2 separate regions of the Homo sapiens genome follow, and region 1 is linked to region 2. The links are chromatin contacts, found by Hi-C or POLR2A ChIA-PET in ENCODE. All regions are on one chromosome and are shown on one strand. Each heading gives the region's core, a stretch centred on a gene start or an enhancer-like site at or near the end of the contact. The rest is flanking DNA. Distances are from core to core; before and after follow the strand shown.

The links. Hi-C counts contacts between places; a loop is a spot of excess contacts on that map. ChIA-PET counts read pairs that join two places held with the same protein, here RNA polymerase II (POLR2A). Pooled maps may share reads with other maps.
Region 1: a pooled map shows a loop between it and region 2 (5-fold over the local background). The contact joins two enhancer-like sites. A Hi-C loop is called at or near these places in 1 of 168 maps with a recorded cell type or tissue (Calu3) and 8 of 50 pooled maps. POLR2A ChIA-PET finds 5 or more read pairs at or near these places in 12 of 52 experiments (A549, A673, B cell and 9 more).

What each region holds. Positions count from the first base shown.
Region 1 is chrX:123,800,744-123,807,940 of GRCh38, reverse strand. No RefSeq gene overlaps it. Among named protein-coding and RNA genes, the nearest start is that of XIAP, 56 kb to the left of the region's middle. Within about 2 kb of position 4,405, at least 5 of the 41 ENCODE cell types and tissues checked have a DNase peak (open chromatin) inside an H3K27ac peak, as active enhancers do.
Region 2 is chrX:123,759,562-123,766,601 of GRCh38, reverse strand. It overlaps the pseudogene MEMO1P4. Among named protein-coding and RNA genes, the nearest start is that of THOC2, 30 kb to the right of the region's middle. Within about 2 kb of position 1,466, at least 20 of the 41 ENCODE cell types and tissues checked have a DNase peak (open chromatin) inside an H3K27ac peak, as active enhancers do.

The sequences.
Region 1 (7,197 bases), core at 3,156-5,655, 38 kb before region 2:
ATTGTTGTTATTACTGCTTTTGACTTTTTTTCTCTCACTCATTAAACTTAAAAAAAAAATGTCAAGGATCTACTATTTGAGAGTTACCGTCCTCATCACTGAGGATATAGCATACAACAAAACAGATATGTCCCTGTTCTAACAGAGTCATGGAATTTAGTAGGGGACATAGACATCAAATAAATAAACACATCAGAGATTACCTTTGTGAAATTCAACATTTTAAAAAAGATATTAGGTCGGGCATGGTGGCTCACGCCTGTAATCCCAGCACTTTGGGAGGCTGAGGTGGGCGGTCACTTGAGGTCAGGATTTTGCGACCAGCCTAGCCAAGATGGTGAAACCCCAGCTCTACTAAAAATGCAAAAATTGGCTGACTACTTGGGAGGCTGAGGCAGGAGAATCACTTGAACCCGGGAGGTGGAGGTTGCAGTGAGCTGAGATTGTGCCACTGTACTCTAGCCTGAGTGATAGAGCGATACTCCATCTCAAAAAAAAAATAAATAAATAAAAATAAAAAAATTAAAAAGATATTAAAGATTCCTGAGCTTAGAACTCAATGTTCTGGATATGATTTCTTTTCTTTTCTTTTTTTTTTTGAGACAGAGTTTCACTCTGTCACCCAGGCTGGAGTGCAGTGGTGTGATCTCGGCTCACTGCAACCTCTGCCTCCTGGGTTCAAGCAATTCTCCTGTCTCAGCCTCCTGAGTAGCTGGGATTACAGGCATGCGCCACCACGCCCGGCTAATTTTGTATTTTTAGTAGAGATGGGGTTTCTCCATGTTAGTCAGGCTGTTCTCCAACTCCTGACCTCAGGTGATCCACCCACCTTGGCCTCCCAAAGTGCTGGGATTACAGGTGTGAGCCACTGCACCCAGTAATTTTTTAATTTTTTTTTTTTTTGAGACAGTCTCCCTCTGTTGCCCAGGCTGGAGTGCAATAGCATGATCTCAGCTCACTGCAACTTCCACTTCCCGGGTTCAAGCTATTCTCCTGCCTCAGCCCCACAAGTAGCTGGGGTTACAGGCACATGCTGCCACGCCCGGCTACTTTTTTTGTATTTTAGTAGAGATGGGGTTTCACCATGTTGCTCAGGCTGGTCTCGAACTCCTGAGCTCAGACAATCCACCTGCTTTGGCCTCCCAAAGTGCTAGGATTATAGGCATGAGCCACCACACCACACCAAATTTTTGTATTTTTTAGTAGAGATGGGGTTTCACCATATTGATCAGTCTGGTCTTGAACTCCTGACCTCAGGTGATCTGCCCGTCTTGGCCTCCCAAATTGCTGGGATTACAGGCGTGAGCCACTGTGCCTGGCTTTGGTTTTTTTTTTTTTTGAGACGGAGTCTTGCTCTGTTGCCCAGGCTGGAGCGCACTGGCGAGATCTCATCTCACTGCAACCTCCGCCTCCTGGGTTTAAGCAATCCTCCTGCCTTAGCCTCCCGAGTAGTTGGGATTACAGGCATGCACCACCACACCTGGCTAATTTTTCTATTTTTAGTAGAGACAGGGTTTTACCATGTTGGCCAGGCTGGTCTCGAACTAGTGACCTCAAGTTATCAGCCCGTCTTGGCCTCACAAAGTGCTGGGATTATAGGCGTGAGCCTCCGCGCCCAGCCTGAATATGATTTCTTTAGGAAATTTGGGTGTAAACATTTTGTGGTTTCACAACATTATTAGTTAGAGTGTCTTTTTATATATCTCTTCCTTGAATTGAAAGTCAATGAGTTGTTATTAATAGAAGTAATGGAATTATTTTGTAAGGAATTTTCTCAGTAATACAAAAAGGAGTTCTGGATCAGTTAAAGTCCAGTAGGAACAGATAGCCTAACCAATTTTTTTGAAAGAAGCACTGAATAAAACAACTATTTACAACATTTGCTTTTTATTTTATTTTTTTATTTTTATTTATTTTTTTGACACAGTCTCACTCTGTCACCCAGGCTGGAATGAAGTGGCGTGAGATCTTGGCTCACGGCAAACTCCAGCTCCCAGGACCAACAATTCTCGTGCCTCAGCCTCCTGAGTAGCTGGGATTACAGACCTGTGCCACCAAGCCTGGATAATTTTTGTATTTTTAGTAGAGACAGAATTTCGCCATGTTGGCCAGGCTGGTCTCAAACTACTGGTCTCAAGTGATCCACCTGCCTCGGCCTCCAAAAGTGCTGGGATTACAGGTGTGAGCCACCGCTCCCGGCTTATTTACAACATTTATATAGGATGTAGAGAATCCATAAGTTATATTGCAGAACCCAGGTTTAACAAAGTAGGAAGCAAAGGAAGGGGGTGATTTCTTGCACTTGGGTTGGAGAAGAGCAAATATTGTATGGAAAGGGCTAATTCACAGGAGGAACTATGACCTTCATTCAGGTGAGAGAAAGGGCCAGCCAGCCTGCTGGAAACCCCTCAGTAAAAAAGTTAGGGAATAAGTACCCTAACTTCATTCTCTGCCCTTTCTGAAAATCCTTGCCAGTCCCTCCCCACTGACCAAATTCAGCTGGAGAAGCCGGGCGCGGTGACTCACGCCTGTAATCCCAGCACTTTGGGAGGCCAAGGTGGGCAGATCACCTGAGGTCAGGAGTTTGAGACCAGCCTGACCAACAAGGAGAAACCCCGTCTCTACTAAAAATACAAAATTATCCAGGCATGGTGGTGCATGCTTGTAATCCCAGCTACTCGGGAGGCTGAGGCAGAAGAATCGCTTGAACTCTGGAGGCGAAGGTTGCGGTGAGCTGAGATTGTGCCATTACCCTCCAGCCTGGGCAACAAGAGTGAGACTCTGTCTCAAACAAAACAGAACAAACAAACAGACAGACAGACAAACAAACCAACCCAGCTGGAAGCCAGAGGCAATGGAGCTCACTGATGTGATGTACATAGGTCAGTCTCCCAGAGTACAGAACAGAGAAGAGAGCAGATCTAGGCCAGGCGCGGTGGCTCACACCTGTAATCCCAGCACTTTGGGAAGCCAACGCGGGTGGATCACCTGAGCTCAGCAGTTCGAGACCAGCCTGACCAACATGGTGAAACCCCGTCTCTACTGAAAATATAAAAATTAGCCGGGCGTGGTGGCACGCACCTGTAATCCCACCTGATCAGGAAGCTGAGGCAGGAGAATCACTTGAACCCAGGAGGCGGAGGTTGTAGTGAGCTGAGATCGAGGCACCGCACTCCAGCTTGGGTGACAGAGTGAGAATCTGTCTCAAAAAAAAAAAAGAGAGTGGATCTAGAGGAGCAAATCAATAAAGGACACGCAGCATAGGTCCCTATTACTCTTTCCTCTTGTTTTTTTTTTTGTTTTTGTTTTTGTTTTTGGAGTCTCGCTGTCTTGCCTGGGCTGGAGTGCAGTGGAGCAATCTTGGTTCACTGCAACCTCCACCTCTTGGGTTCAAGCGATTCTTCTACCTCAGCCTCCTGAGTAGCTGGGACCACAGGCACATGCCACCACGCCCGTATAATTTTTGTATTTTTAGTAGAGACGAGTTTTCCCCATGTTGGCCAGGCTGCTCTCCAGCTCCTGACCTCAGGTGATCCACCAACCTTAGCCTCCCAAAGTGCTGGGATTACAGGCCTGAGCCACCATGCCCTTTCCTCTTTTTTCAGTTCAGCCCAGGTCTTGAGCTGTTTGCCTCAACTTATCTTGCCTTTCATTTTCTGACCAGTTTCTGACCTTACCATCTTGTAACCCCTAAACTATTTTTTTTTTTTGAGACGGAGTCTTGCTCTGTTGCCCAGGCTGGAATGCAGTGGCCCAATCTTGGCTCACTGCAACCCCCGCCTCCTAGGTTCAAGCAAGTCTCCTGCCTCAGCCTCCTGAGTAGCTGGCACCACAGGTGTGAGCCACCACTTCTGCCTAATTTTTGTATTTTTAATAGAGATGGGGTTTCACCATGTTAGCCAGGCTGGTCTCGAACTCCTGACCTCAAGTGATCTGCCGGCCTGGGCCTCCCATAGTGCTGGGATTATAGGCATGAGCCACCACATCAGGCCTAAACTTATTCCTTTTGGAAAACTGAAGATGATTCTTGGAAGACAATGCTTGTCACTGCTTCTTACTTGTGACTTCTGGTTTCCTTCCTTCCTCATCCCTTTGATCAAGATGTTTTCATCTGCTGTGGGTTGCCTTACCCAGTACAGCATGCACTCTGGAACACCACTTAAACAAAGGCCCTCATAGGAAGTGCCCCTGCTATATTTGCTTTGGCCCTGTGAGTAGCAGCTGGATGTCACAGACTGAGATAGGAAGCACTTAATTGTGGCCGACTAATGACTCAGACGTGACACTAGTTCTGTTTACTTCCATCCCCCTTTCTTGCCTGGCAACCACTCTTATGAATAGATTAAGATCACCATGAACAAAGACACTGAACTCCAAACAACCAGGTTCAAAGGATATCTCATCAGAGGAGGGATGAAAATGATTGGAGAGACTATATGAACTTGAAAAGCTAGTATTTCTTGCCTATGCTGGATGATGAAATTTTAAAAAGAAAAAAAAGGCAGGCTAGTTAAGAGTTCTGGCACGCACAGGAAAGATAAGCTCCAATTTCAGAATAGTGGTTACCGCTGGAGAGAGAAGGAAAAGAGATACAGAAGTGAACAGGGATTTTCAACTGGGGCTATATTTTAGTATTATTATTTTTTATTTTTTTAATTTTAATTTTAATTTTTTTTTGAGATGGAGTTTCGCTCTTGTTGCCAAGGATGGAGTGCAATGGCATGATCTGGGCTCACTGCAACCTCTGCCTCCCAGGTTCAAACGATTCTCCTGCCTCAGTCTCCCGAGTAGCTGAGATTACAGGTGCCTGCCACGGCACCCAGCTAATTTTTTTTTTTTTTTTTTTTTTTTTTTGAGACGCAGTCTTGCTCTGTCGCCCAGGCTGGAGTGCAGTGGCTTGATCTCGGCTCACTGCAACCTCTGCCTCCTGGGTTCACGCCATTCTCCTGCCTCAGCCTCCGGAGTAGCTGGGACTACAGGCGCCTGCCACCATGCCCGGCTAATTTTTTGTATTTTTAGTAGAGACAGGATTTGACCGTGTTAGCCAGGATAGTCTCAATCTCCTGACCTCGTGATCCGCCCGCCTCGGCCTCCCAAAGTGCTGCGATTACAGGCGTGAGCCACCGCCCTGGCCAATTTTTTTTTTTTTTTTGAGACGAAGTCTTACTCTGTCTCCCAGGATGGAGTGCAGTGGTGCAACCTCGGCTCACTGCAACCTCTGCCTCCCAGGTTCAAGTGATTCTCCTGTCTCAGCCTCCCTAGTAGCTGAGATTACAGGTGTGTGCCACCACGCCTAGATAATTTTTGTATTATTATTAATTTTTTTAGTAGAGATGAGGTTTTACCATGTTGGCCTGGCTGGTCTTGAACTCCTGACCTCGTGATCCACCCCACCCTTGGCCTCCCAAAGTGTTGGGATGAGCCACCGAGACCGGCCTATATTTTATTTTTTAATAAACGAAATTCTGAAGCAGATAGAAGAAAATGCTAGAATTTAATAATAGTGAATGAATAAGTATTACTTATGAAATTCTTTGTTCTTTCTTATTAGAGACAGGGTCTTGCTCTGTCACCCAGGCTGGAGTGCATGGCACAATCATAGCTCACTGCAGCCAAGTGATGTTCCTAAGTAGCTAAGTCTTTGTCCTTTTCTATGTGTGGAGAGTATGGCTGAGGAAAGTAGAACAGGGAGGCCTTCCTCACAGATGTGACAAGGGAACTTAGACAGGATGTAAAGAATAGTGCAATTATTTGTCTGCAAGGGTCCAGATGTTGCACTGGAGCATGTTGCTTTAGTCCAGCTGAGGCCTCAATGAACTCCGGAATCGTGATAACACTGGCAGGGTGGAGGCTGTATAAAGGCTGCATGTCTAGCCTTGCTCTACAAAGGAGACAGTTCTCTGTAGTAGATAGGAGCCAGTCTATAAAGCCAGCCTGCTTGGGGCCAGATCTTGGTTCTGGCACTTACTAGCTGTGTCACTTCACTTCTCTGTATCTCAGTTTCCTCATCTGTGAATGTGATGAGAATGTCACCCTACATCAACAGGTTGTTGTGAGGATTATGGCCACAAACTAAATTTTATGCTATTTTTTGCCATCTATTATCCTTCCAGATGAGCTGAACAAATGGGAACAGTTCTCTAGCATAAGGATTGGCAAACTTTAAATTTTCCTTTTCCTTCTTTCTTTCCTTCCTTTCTTCCTTCCTTCCTTCCCTCCCTCCCTCCTTCCCTCCTTCCCTCCTTCCTTCCCTCCTTCCTCCCTCCCTCCTTCCCTCCTTCCATCCCTCCCTCTCTCCTTCCTTTCCCCCTCCCTCCTTCCCTCCCTCCCTCCCTCCTTCCCTCCCTCCCTCCTTCCCTCCTTCCTTCCCTCCTTCCTCCCTCCCTCCTTCCCTCCTTCCATCCCTCCCTCTCTCCTTCCTTCCTTCCTTCCTTCCTTCCCCTCTCTCTCTCTTTCTTTCCTTTTTTTTGAGACTGAGTCTCACCTTGTCATCCAGGCTGCAGTGCAGTGACAAAATCACTGCAGCCTTGACCTCCCGGGCTCAAGCAATTCTTCTACCTCAGCATCCTGAATAGCTGGGACTACAGGTGCTCAACAGCACGCCTGCCTAATTTTTTTTTTTTTTTTTTTTTTGAGACGGAGTCTCCCTCTGTCGCCCAGGCTGGAGTGCAATGGCATGATCTCAGCTCACTGCAACCTCCGCCTCCTGGGTTCAAGCGAGTCTCCTATCTCAGCCTCCCGAGTAGCTGGGATTACAGGCATGCACCACCACGCCCGGCTGATTTTTGTATTTTTAGTAGAGATGAGGTTTCACTATGTTGGCCAGGCTGGTCTCGAACTCCTGACCTCAGGTGATCTGCCTGCCTCGGTCTCCCAAAGAGCGAGATTCGGTCTCAAAAAAAAAATGGTGGACAGCCTAGATTATTTGGGGTGAGTGGTACACATGCCTAGGCTCTGTTTGGACTCTTACTAAAAACTATACTGTCCCTTTCTTCAATAAAGAAGACATTTTGTTTCCTTAATACAAGCTGGGGACCATATCTCCACCATTGCGACCCTCCCTAAGCAGATTCTGCTCGTATCCCTCCACTTGCATTACCCCAAGACTCAGGACTTGCTTTCAAAACAGGATCTCCTCAGTCATACCATTAATACTTCAGAAAACTCTCCATCCTGTTGAAGAACTATAGGGAGTCT
Region 2 (7,040 bases), core at 217-2,716:
AAGGGCTGCCTGCCATGGTGGGAACTGTAAATCAACATATTTTCATGCTGGCCTTTCTTCCACTGCCCTAAACGAGGAAGAAATTTGTAATCAATTCATATTTTAAAAGGGCTACTCCTGCTAGAAAACAAGAGAACATTCTATTAGTTTGAGGTTTGAGTGTCCCCCAAGATCAAAATCAGCGTAAGCCACCGTGCCTGGCTTGATAGTCAATATATTTCTAAGTCTCTCCTAAAGATTGAGCAGAGTAACTGTCCAGAACTTTTGACCTCAATGGCAGAAATAGAAGAAACTGCACTGTCCGAAATGGTGGTTGTTATTGAGCACCTGGAATGCAGCGAAGCTAATCTGATTGGAAATGTGTTGTAAGTGTAAACAGACAAGATTTCAAAGACTTAGAATGCAAAAAAAAAAGTAAAATATCTCATATTTTTCATATTAATTGATTATGATCTATTTTGGATATATAATATTAAATCTATTACGATTTGGCCGAGCACGGTGGCTCACGCCTGTAATCCCAACACTTTGGGAGGCTGAGGTGGGTGGATCACCTGAGGTCAGGAGTTTGAGACCAGCCTGACCAACATGGTGAAACCCCGTCTCTACTAAAAATACAAAAATTAGCCAGGTGTGGTGGCATGCACCTGTAGTCCCAGCTTCTCAGGAGGCTGAGACAGGAGAATTGCTTGAACCCAGGAGGCAGAGGTTGCAGTGAGCTGAGACCGTGCCACTGCACAACAGCCTGGGCCACAGAACGAGACTTAATAATAATAATAAATCTATTAAGATTTATTTTACCTGTTTAACTTTTTCTAATGTAGCTACAAGAGCATTCAAAATGACACTCATAGCTCACATTTTTGGCTCATGTTATCTTTCTATTGGATAGTGCTGCACTAGCTACGTATTGTAGAGTTTCCTGTATTCCTCTTCTTTTGACTCACTGAAAGTTCCAACCAGTACAGAAATGGTGGTAAGCTCATCCTTATGGTTCTCCATGGCTTTAACAATATAAGGCCAATGTATGTCATACTGTGTTCAATTTTTGATTCTCCATACATCTTTTGCTCAATAGGGAGGTCATACAGAGGTGTCCTGTGTCTATCCATACCAGAAAGTGCACATCGACAGGGAACACATGATGGGAAGGCCATAAGCACCAGCAACAAAAAGACCCATGGAGTGCGATAATGGCTCTAGAATCTTTTTGTTAACCGACCCTGTGAAAGTCGCCCTTCTAGCTGTGCTTTCAGTTGAGGTCCTGAGACTGACTACCACTGTGTACAGCCTGATCACTCGATTGGCCATCTGGTGCAGGAGGATGAACCGAGTGGCGGCGGCGGCGGCGGCGGCGGCGGCGGCGGCGGAAGAAGCGGCTCCAAGAGGAACCAGGCACCGCGAGCCCAGCGCGGGAGGAGGAGAGGGGGGAGGCGGAGACAAAGGAGGATAAGATGACATCCGGGGCGGCGACGTCGGAAGATGGGGCCCGGAAAACTCTAGGTCCCGCCCTAGGAATTCTCCTTGGCAGGGCTGAGTCCGCTGAGCCGCCTCCGCCGCTCCTTTCCTTCGGCTCACACTGGCTTCATCTGCCGACTCTCAACTAACCCAGTTTTCTACCCTGGACTGGACCCTCCCACCCAGCCCCTAAAGCAGGTGTTTTTTGGCTTTTTTTTTTTTTTGAAACGACTAATAAAATAGACAAACTGTCAGCTAGCCTAAGGTAGGAAGAAAAAAACAAAAAAGAAGGAAAGAAGGGGAAAGGAGGGAAAAATATTAGTAATGAGCAAGTCGATAAAAACACAGCCATATGATAAAAATTTTAAGAAACTATTGTGGGTAACAAATGTGAATATGTAGAAGAAATGACTGGTTTCCTAGCAAACTATAAACTACCAAAATTGACCCAAGAAGTAGAGAACCTGAAAAGAGCAATAACCACAGAAGAGAATGGAGAGTCACCAGGTCTAGTTGGGTTTTAGCTAAGTTTTAGCTAACCTTTTTTTTTTTTTTTTTTAATGCTTTGATTAGAAAAAAAAAAAATAGAGACTATGTTCCTCAGGCTGGTCTTGAACTTCTGAGCTCAAGTGACCCTCCCACCTCGGCCTCTCAAAGTGCTGGGATTACAGGTGTGAGCCGCTGCTCCTGGCCAATTTTAGCTAACCTTTAAAGAACAAATAACTTCAATGTTATCTAGTCCATTCTAGATAGTGTTTTTCAAAATATCTGCAGTGAAGAACAAGTTTTTTAAAACTTAGAATTATTGTGGACATATACTTCTGCCATTTCTTTCTTTTCCTTTTTTTTTTGAGACGGAGTCTCGCTCTGTCACCCAGGCTGGAGTGTGGTGGCACGATCATAGCTCACGGCAACCTTTGCTTCCTGGGTTCAAGCGATTCTCATGCCTCAGCCCCCTGAGAAGCTGGGACTACAGGTGCGCCACCACACCCGGCTAATTTCTGTATTTTTAGTAGAGACAGGGTTTCGCCATGTTTGCCAGGCTGGTCTCTAACTCCTGGCCTCTGTCCACCTTGGCCTCCCAAACTGCTGAGATTACAGGCATGAGGAACCGTGCCTGGACTACTTTTGCCAATTTTAATTTAAAAGACTAGAAAAATTAAATAATACGCAGACATAAAGTGCAAGGCCAATTTTCAAATTTTTAGAATAATCAGAAATAAAATTAAATTTTCTTAAAAAATAATCAAAATAGTCCGGGCGCTGTGGCTCATGCCTGTAAATCCCAGCACTTTGGGAGGCCTAGGTGGGCGGATCACGAGGTCAGGAGATTGAGACCATCCTGGCCAACATGGTGAAACCCTGTCTCTACTAAAAATACAAAAAATAGCTGGGCATGGTGGCCCGAGCCTGTAGTCCCAGCTACTCAGGAGGCTGAGGGAGGAGAATCACCTGAACCCGGGAGACGGAGGTTGCAGTGAGCTGAGATTGAGCCACTGCACTCCAGCCTGGGCGACAGAGCAAGACTCCATCTCAAAAAAAAAAAAAAAAAAACACTTAAAAAAAATCAAAATAAATTGAACACGGTGGCTCATGTCTGTAATCCCAGCACTTTGGGAGGCAGAGGCACGTGGATCACCTGAGGTCCGGAGTTCGAGTGCAGCCTGGCAAACATGGTGAAACCCCATCTCTACTAAAATTACAAAAATTAGCCAGGTGTGGTGGCACGTTCCTGTAATCCCAGTTACTCAGGAGGCTGAGGCAGAAGAATCACTTGAACCTGGGAGGTGGAGGTTTCAGTAAGCCAAGATCGTGCCACCACTGCACTCCAGCCTGGGCAACAGAGCAAGACTTCGTCTCAAAAAAAAAAAAAAAAATTGATTGAGACCATCCTGGCATCCTGGCTAACACGGTGAAACCCCGTCTCTACTAAAAAATACAAAAATAAAAATAAAAATAAAAAATAACATAGGGACAAATAAGATAATTACAAAACCTGAATACATTACTCATTGATGAGTCCGATGATCACTGCTTGGATGTCATAATGATGTTAAATTGCTATAACAATTTCTAAACCCTCTCAATTTCTGTATTTATCTCATCATAGATGGTAACACGTTAGGGACAGGCACCAGTCCTCAGACCACAGAAAAAGATGAAAAGATCCGAAATTTATTTTGTAAAGCTAGCATAGCCTTACATGTGGGAATATATTAAAATATGATAATATTTGCACAAAAGATACATGTAGAAATTCGAAATAAAATATTAATAAACTGAATTTAGCAGTGTAGCAAAGAATAATATACCATGACTAAGTAGGGTCTATTTAAGAAAAGAAAAAAAAAAAAAAAAAATTGCTGAGCACAGTGGCTCACACCTGTAATCCCAGCATTTTGGGAGGCCAAGGTGGGAGGATTATTTCAGGCCAGGAGTTTGAGACCAGCCTGGGCAATGTAGTAAGATCCTGCCTGTACAAAATTATAATTATAAAAATAAAGAAAAGCAAAAATGATTCAACATTAAGAAATCTATTAACATTGCTGGGCATGGTGATATGTGCCTGTAGTCTCAGCTACTCAGGAAGCTGAGGTGGGAAGATCGCTGGAGGCCAGGAGTTCAAGGCTGTAGTGTGTACTATCAATGTACCTGTGAATGGCCACTGCACTCCAGCCTGGGCAACATAGTGAGACTCCAAAAAGTCTATTAACATAATTCATGACCTGAAGCAATTAAAGGAGAAAACTCATGTTATTATGTCAATAGAAACTGAAAAAGCATCAAAAATTCAACAGCCATTTCTAATAAAACTTCAAAGTAAAATAGAAATTAAAAAGAAACTATAGGCCAGACACGGTGGCTCACGCCTGTAATCCCAGCACTTTGGGAGGCCAAGGTAGGCAGATCACTTGAGGTGAGGAGTTTGAGACCAGCCTGGCCAACCACTTTGTCTCTACTGAAAATACAAAAATTAGCTGGGCATGGTGGCATGCACCTGTAGCCCCAGCTACTCGGGAGGCTGAGGCACAAGAATTGCTTGAACTCATGAGACAGAGGTTGCAATGAGCCGAGATCATGCCATTGCACTCCAGCCTGGGCGGCAGAGTGAGACTCTATCTCAAAAAAAAAAAAAGAAAGAAACTATTTAAACATGATAAAGACTTCCGAAACTCAACAGCAAACATATTAAATGAAAATGTGAAGTCATTTTCACTAAAATCAGGAACGAGAGAAGGATGCTATCACCACTGTTATTCAACATTGTTTTGTATGTTCTAAACAATCCAATAAGACAAGAAAATGAAGTGGTATGTGTAGAAGACTGTTAGTTGTCCTCCAAAATCTATTCTCCCCTTCCTCCTCAGAAGTTCGGCTTTAAAGCACATGACTGAGACAGACTACATTTTCCAGTTTTTCTTAAAGATACCTGCAGCCACATCACCATGTTTGCACCAGTAGAATATGCACAGAAGAGATAGGTTTCAATGTACCCCTCAAGTGCTTAAAAGGAAATTGCTTGTCCTAGACTTTTCTCCCACCCTGCTCCCCACAGGCTATAATATAGGTACAACTGTAATTTAGCTTCAACCATTCAGATGAGCACAATACCCCAGTAGATGGCTGGATAGTAATGGATCACTGAATAACCTTGTGGAGCAAGGATGTCCCACCAGCCTGAATTGGTCATATGGATATGTAATAAATAAATAAGCTGGACAGGTGTGGTGGCTCATGCCTGTAAGTCCAGCACTTTGTGAGACTGAGGTGGGCAGATTGCTTGAGCCCAGGAATTCAAGACCAGCCTGGGCAACATGGTGAGACCCCATCTCTATTTTAAATAAATAAATAAATAAATAAATAAATAAATAAACTTCTATCATATTTTTTTTCTCTCTCTCCCTCTGGCTCTCATTTGGCTTTTACTAAAACCAATATAATAGGAATAATTATCAGAAAAAAGACCCAGAAATTATCAAATTTTTATTATATTCATAGAAAACCCAATAGACTCTGGTTTTACAAAAATTTCCAGAATTGTTTTCCTCACACCACTGACATTTTGAAAAAACTACTAGAATTAATAAAAGTTTTTGGTAAGGTGGTTAGCTACATGACAAGCAAAAAACAAGTAGAATTTTCTAATGTTACGAATAACCAGCTAGGAATAGCAATGGGAAAATATTCCATTCACAATACCAAAAAAAATTTAAAATAATCTAGGAATGAATGGAACAGGAGATATACAGGATTTATATGAAGAACATTATAACTTCTTTTTGAAAAACCTAAAACAAGATCTGAGCAAATTGAAAGATATAAAAACACTAATCCTCCCTCAAATAACAAATACAATAAAATTCAAATAGGAATATTTGTAAACATCCCATTGAACTGGATAAAACAACTTTATATTATAATTATTATAGAAATTAAAATTGTATTTATTATTTTGAATGAGTAAAATATTCATATCGTTCAAATTCAAAAGGTCCCAAGAGGTATGCTGTGATAAAGCTCTTTTCCAGGCCTCCCCCAGCCACTCAGTCCATTCCACATAGGCAGCCTAGGTCACCAGTTTCTCCCATAAACTTTCAGAGATATTTGCATCATCATTATTATTATTTTTTTGAGACAGAGTCTCACACTGTCACCCAGGCTGGAGTGCAGTGGCACAATCTTGACTCACTGCAACCTCTGCCTCAAGTGATCCAGCCTCCCATAATGCTGGGATTATAGGTGTGAGCCAGCGTCCCCCCACTGTGCCCAGCCTGCATCACATTTTTTTACACAGGTGATAGTGTGATATACAGATTTTTCTGCATATTGCTTTATTTGTCTTAGCAATGTGACTCTGAGATGTACAGAGCTTGCTTCTTGTTTCTTTTATTTTTTTATTTGTATACATTTATGTCTATGATGCTGTATTAGTCCGTTTTCATGCTGCTGATAAAGACATACCCGAGACTGGGCAATTTACAAAAGAAAAAGGTTTAATATGGACTTACAGTTCCACATGGCTGGGGAAGCCTCACAATCATGGCAAAGGAAGGGAGGAGCAAGTCACATCTTACATGGATGGCAGCAGGCAAAGAAAAAGAGCTTGTGAAGGGAAACTCCCCCTCATAGTACCATCAGATCTTGTGAGACCCACCCACAACCATGAGAATGCCATGGGAAAGACCTGCCCCTATGATCCAGTTACCTCCCACTGGGTCCCTCCCACAATACGTAGGAATTAAAGGTGAGATTTGGGTAGGGACACAGCCAAACCATATCATTCTGGCCCTGGACCCTCCCAAATCTCATGACCTCGCATTTCAAAACCAATTATGCCTTCCCAACAGTCCCCCAAAGTCTTAACTCATTTCAGCATTAACTCAAAAGTACACAGTCCAAAGTCTCATCCCAGACAAAGCAAGTCCCTTCTGCCTATGAGCCTGTAAAATCAAAGGCAAGTTAGTTACTTCCTAGATACAATGGGGGTACAGACATTGGGTAAATACAGCCATTCCAAAGGAGAAATTGGCCAAAACAAAGGGGCTACAGGCCCCATGTGAGTCTGAAATCCTGTGGGGCAG